Regions from separate parts of the Homo sapiens genome. Here region 1 is linked to region 2. A link is an interaction called in ENCODE POLR2A ChIA-PET data of the cell type or tissue named here. Cell type or tissue: A673. All regions are shown on one strand. Each heading gives the region's core, and the rest is flanking DNA. Links, peaks and the distances in the headings are about the cores only. Region 1 overlaps PRR5-ARHGAP8 (PRR5-ARHGAP8 readthrough). Region 2 overlaps NUP50-DT (NUP50 divergent transcript).

Region 1 (2,913 bases), core at 181-2,680, 320 kb after region 2:
AAATGCAAAAATTAGCCAGGCGTGGTGATGCATGCCTGTAATCCCAGCTACTCTGGAGGCTGAGGCAGGAGAATCACTTGAACCCAGGAGGCGGAAGTTGCAGGGAGCCAAGATCGCACCACTGCACTCCAAGTGTGGATGACAGAGCAAGACTTCAACTCTCTCCCTCTTCTCTCTATGTATATATGCTGTATCTTTTTATTTGTAGTGACCCTAGTTTTACATTATACATATTTAATGTAATACAGTCTATTTCAAATGATATTATACCATTCTACTTATAGTATAAGTCTCATATCCCATCCTTTTTTTTTTTTTTTTTTTTGAGACAAGGTCTTACCCTGTTGCCCAGGTTGGAGTACAGCGGTGTGATCTTGGCTAGCTGCAGCCTTGACCTCCTGGGCTCAAGCAATACTTTCACCTTAGCCTCCCAAGTAGCTGGGGCTACAGGCATGTGCCACCATGCCATGCCAGTTAATTTTTTGTAGAGACAGGGTTTTGTCATGTTGTCCAGGCTGGTCTTGAACTCCTGAGCTCAAGCAATCCACCTGCCTTGGCCTCCCAAAGTCCTGGGATTACAGGCATGAGCCACTGGGCCAGGCCTGTCTTTATAATATAATACATTATCCAGTACTCTAACATGTTTTAAGCCTCATACTACTTTATTATTTTTATTTAAACAGTCAATCTACTTTCAAAGATATTCTTAAAAATGAGAAAATCTATTTATTTTCTATTTACACATATTTGCCATTTTCAGCATGCTTCATTCCTTTGTGAGGATCCCAATTTCTATTTGGCATTCTATTTCTTTGTTCTGCAGAGCTTCCCTTAACATTTCTTATAGTGTAGTTCTGCTGAAAATACATTCTCTCAGCTTTGGTTTATCTGAAAGAGTTTTTACTGGGCATTTATTTCTGAAATACACAGCTTTACCGCTTGCAAAATGCATTGTTTCACTGGAAATAATGTGGTGGGCAAGGCAGGCTACTGTTACCCACTTCATGGATAAGGAAAAGGGGTCCAGAGAGAGAAAGGCTTCCGTGCCTGTCCACAGCTGGCCTCGTGAGGGGTTTACATTCCAACTGCCCACCTCTGGATGCAGGGTCCTCTCCCTGATCCTTAGAGTCCACAGGTCATCAACAACGTAAACCTTCACCAAGATGAAAATGAAAACGTAGCCCATGGCATACATTCTCATCAAAACAGAACACAATGCTGGACACACACAAAGACAAACACAGGCCCACCTGGGGTCAAAGTATTCGACTGGGTCTCCCTGGCCTTGCTGGGGCTGACTGTGATGTGAGCCTTTGCACTGAGACAACTCTAAGATGCTGCTTTTCTCTCTTGTTGCAAGAGAGCTCCTGGCGTCCCCCAGGCCCTGCCAACCTCCTGATGCTCAGCCCTGGCTCTGAGGGTCTATGTCACCCCTGGTGGCCCCCAAGGAAGCCAGGCTGGGCTCCTGCCTGCCAGTGCCAGCTGGCCCTCACCTCCAGCTGACGCATCAGCTATGTTTGCACATTGCACGTGAGTGAGTGTTAGGATGAGGGACTTTCCTCTCGCCACCAGCCCCACCTGCCTGAGCCACTGAGGTCTGCCTGTGACCCCCGGCTTCAGGCTCTACAAAGCACGTGACCTTTCTGGAGGGTGATTCCACGACAACCAAAAACCTTACAAACAGTCACACTGTTTGATCCAGTGAATCTATGTCTAGGAATTCATCCCAAGGAAATGACTGGGGATGTGTATGCAAGACCTGTGCTGTTTTTGTTTGTTTGTTTGTTTGTTTTGAGATGGAGTCTCGCTCTGTCCCCCAGGCTGGAGTGCAGTGGCGCAATCTCTGCTCACTGCAACCTCCACCTCCTGAGTTGAAGCAATTCTCCTGCCTCAGCCTCCCGAGTAGCTGGGACTACAGGCACGCACCACCATGCCCAGCTAATTTTTGTATTTTTAGTAGAGACGGGGTTTCACCATGTTGGCCAGGATGATCTCTATCTCTTGACCATGTGATCCGCCCGCCCCAGCCTCCCAAAGTGCTGGGATTATAGGCATGAGCCACTGCGCTAAGCCTGTGCCTGGTTTTAACCCTTCAAATCAAGTGTCCAACACAGGGCCTGAGACCCAGCAAACAGTACATACTTGGGGGAGGATGAGAAGCAGATTTTGGCAGTGCTCCCCGCACCTGGTGCTGATCAGGAGCCACACGGGAGTAGACTGTGGTGCCGTCAACAAGCGTCCCCTTCCTCTCTGTGTCACCTTCATTTCCTGGAGGGCAGTCACCTCCCTGCCCCACTGACTCTGGGCTGGGCCATGTGCCCTGCTGTGGGACGTGAGCAGACACAACATATACCACGTCCAAGGAGACAGCGTAGTTTGGCGTGGCCACTCTTATTCCAGTCCCCACCCTGAGAATGGCATGTCAAGAGGCTACTTCTTCAGCCCGGTACCAAAATGCAGGTACATGGAGGTGGGCCGAGCCCCTGCTGGCCTGTCTACCTCCCAACCTTAGCGAGAAAGAAACATGTTGCAGCCCAGTGAGACTGTTATGCAGCATAATTAGCAAAAGCTGACTGGTGTGCACAGGAAGAGAGATACCCTGAGCGCAGTCCGGTACCGCAGAGGAGGCATTTTAGGGATACCCCAAAAAGGAAGTTGGATTTGGCCACGTGGAGCTAGGAGTGCACTTGGAAGGCAGGGAGCAGGCGTGAGAGCTACTCGACACCTCTGCTTCTACTTCCTCTCCTGTCACATGGGCGGGATACTAGCACCTGCCTCCCAGGGTGGGCAGGCGGGTGAGAATTAAATGAGAATGGACCCCAGCACGCAGAAAACATGCAGTCTATGTGACTTGTTACAGTACAATCGGCAAATCACGCTCGCACAGAGACTTAACAATTCTAAAAAAGAAAA
Region 2 (2,913 bases), core at 188-2,687:
GCAGGAGGGGAATGGGCAGTATGGCTTGCCATGTGAATATACTTACCAGTATATCTATCCATAAAACGTTCTATGATCAGGCAGTTTGGCCCTTGTTCCCTCAGAAAGTGACAGTGATGTTCCTTGCACCTTTGCTGAGCAAGGTTTGATAGGGATGTTCCTTCAATTGGGCCTTTACCCAACAGGGTTTGGTAAGAAAGTTGGGCAGGAAATTTCTCACGGCCTGAACCCCCGTGGAATGTTTCGCTTTGACCAGTGTCTGCGAAATGGCGGGGGGCTTAGAAAATGGTGCAGTTTGGCAGGGCGTGGTGGCTCACGCCTGTAATCCCAGCACTTTGGGAGGCTGAGGCGGGTGGATCACAAGGTCAAGAGATCGAGACCATCCTGGCCAACATGGTGAAACCCTATCTCTACTAAAAATACAAAAAATTAGCCGGGCGTGGTAGCGGGTGCCTGTAGTCCCAGCTACTCAGGAGGCTGAGGCAGGAGAATGGCGTGAACCCAGGAGGCGGAGCTTGCAGTGAGCTGAGATTGCCCCACTGCACTCCCGCCTGGGCAACAGAGCGAGACTCCATCTCAAAAAAAAAAAAAAAAGAAAGAAAGAAAATGGTGCAGTTTGGACTAACAGATACAGCGACATCAAAATGTTTCCTGGGTCTGTTAAGTCCTGGGTTTGTTTAGTGAACGTTATTAATCTGTTCCTGTAACCCTAAACATCTTGTGACTACTAAGAATGCAGCCAACAGGTCTCTGCCTGATTTTACCTACTGCCTCTTCAAGATGGAATTGCTCTGGTTCCAATGCCTCTGACAAACTGGCTGCTTGATCTCTAGGTTGTGACCATGTCAGGGATAGAGGCAGCTTAGGTAGAGGTAGACTTTCTTGTACTCAACATTGAATTGTGGCTTAGTTAAAATCAGAACTTTCATTCTTGGAATAATACAGTATTGTAAGGGTAAGCCAAATGATTAACACATTTACTTAATTACACATTGTAGCATTGAAATAACTGATGCCTTTCTAATGCAAATAAAAAAGATTTATGTATATGATAGCACTGTAGCTGTCTTGCGCCTTACTGGATGGATTTCATTGCTGGCTAAAATGACAACTTTAAACTGGCTATAACTCAGAAGAATGGAGGCACTTTGCACGCAGACATCTACCTCCATTGAATTTGGCTACTTCCTTTTAATGAAGCTCAAGTCTCATGTTATGAAATACTCCTCCAAAGGTGTTAGCCCTTTTTTCCTATACTCTGCCTTTCAAAAATCCCTTTCAATTTGCTTAACCCCTGAGAGCCAAAGGACTGTGATGGTTGTTAGGCTGGGTCATTGTCATCATGTTCAGTAAATAAATACCCAGACATGTCAGTTTACCTACTTTACCTGATTCCAAATGAGTCCATGGTGATGTGATCCTGCCTTTCTTTCTGCTGTTAGAGGTCCATGCCAGGAGCCAGCTTTGTATCAGTTTTGCCACAGTGATCAGGTCATAAATGTCTCAGATCATTCAAGCCCAGTTTAACCTAGCAAAGAAAATGGCAAGATAATATTGCTGTGTTCTAGCTGTGTTCTGGCCTTCATTTTAGGTAGGCTTAAACCTCGACCTGGAGTCATTCCTGTTACGATTTACCAGAAAACACCCAACAGGAAGCCTACAGAACTACACTTTGCTCCTAATGTTAAGGAATGAAAACAGGAAATGTTCTGTTATCTGCCTGGCAGTGGGGCTTTGGAGTTAATCTCCTGGCCGTATCACTTACCAGCTTGGCAGCCTTGGACAAACTGAGCTCTGAGCTCAAGTTTCCTCATCTGTAAAGCGAGGGTGTATTATGTACCTTCATTTGGTTGTACAGATTAAGTGTGAACACTTAGGTAAAGCACACAGTATGGGGCTGAGTAAATGGACTGTTAAATAAGACAGTATCACTTGTTTTTAAGTTCCTTGGAGCTTTCTCCCCTAAACAGCTCAAAAGATTTTCATTTTTTTCTAATGCTAATATTTTTCTAATTCTTGTTTTAAAATATTTTACTGTAAAATATTTTGGCCAGGTGTAGTGGCTCACACCTGTAATCCCAACACTTTGGGAGACCAAGGCAGGAGGATTGCTTGAGCCCAGGAGTTGGAGACCAGACTGAGCAACATAATGAGACCTCGTCTCGTCAAAAAACAAAAATGGAAAATTTTTAAAAAACAGGCCGGGCATGGTGGCTCACGCCTGTAATCCCAGCACTTTGGGAGGCCAACGTAGGCAGATCGCTTGACCCCAGGAGTTTGAGACCAGCCTTGGCAACATGGCAAAACCCTATCTCTACGAAAACTGTTTAAATTAGCTGGGCGTGGTGGCACGTGGTGGTTCTAGCTACTTGGGAGGGCTGACGTGGGAGGATTGCTTAACCCCGAGAGGTCGAGGTTGTAGTGAGCTGTGATTGCACCACTGCACTCCAGCCTGGGCGACAGAGCAAGACCTTGTTTCAACACAAGTAAAATATTTGTGAAATGGGAATTCAGTTTCATTTTTTTTTTAACTGATCAAAAATATAACTTTCACCCCCACTGAGGCTTAAAAGAACAAAAACAAAAAAGTGTGACTGACATTCGGCGGTTTTGGCTTCTAGACCGCCACTAATATTGAGCTGAGTTCCTGTAACTCTGGCTAAAAGCAAAGAGCTGTGTTTTAGCCAGAGCAGTTTTATTATGAGTTAGATTTATGATTTCCAGTAGGCTTTTTGAAATGTTGGCCAGAGGTCAGGGACTCCCTGTCCCCATTCATAGATTCTAGACTGAATCTCTTTCAATATGAACACATTTGGCTCTTTAAGAAAGACTTAACTAAACTGGGATTCAACTGGATTGCCTCGAGACTTTGGGCAGAGCACATGACTTATTTTGTCCTAGAGATTCCAATCT

Evidence for each region. ChIA-PET counts read pairs that join two places held together with the same protein. Peaks named below come from ENCODE experiments on the same cell type or tissue, not always from the same donor. Only the 100,000 strongest peaks of a DNase experiment are listed, where the experiment ranks them.
Region 1: POLR2A ChIA-PET joins it to region 2 with 10 read pairs; 2 of 35 experiments call an interaction of 5 or more read pairs at or near these places.

Annotation. Positions count from the first base shown.
Region 1 is chr22:44,841,237-44,844,149 of GRCh38, reverse strand. The region is part of intron 10 of PRR5-ARHGAP8 (PRR5-ARHGAP8 readthrough); the gene reads right to left. All of the region lies in intron 7 of ARHGAP8 (Rho GTPase activating protein 8), which reads right to left. Among named protein-coding and RNA genes, the nearest start is that of ARHGAP8, 90 kb to the right of the region's middle. RefSeq lists an enhancer at 1,614-2,311. In A673, for the core only: no CTCF peak of the experiment used is centred there; no DNase peak of the experiment used is centred there.
Region 2 is chr22:45,158,641-45,161,553 of GRCh38, reverse strand. The region is part of intron 1 of NUP50-DT (NUP50 divergent transcript); the gene reads left to right. Among named protein-coding and RNA genes, the nearest start is that of NUP50-DT, 3.7 kb to the left of the region's middle. RefSeq lists a silencer at 1,552-1,846. In A673, for the core only: CTCF peaks have their summits at 1,465 and 1,665; a DNase peak (open chromatin) is centred at 1,713; H3K4me3 peaks cover 816 bases; H3K27ac peaks cover 1,298 bases.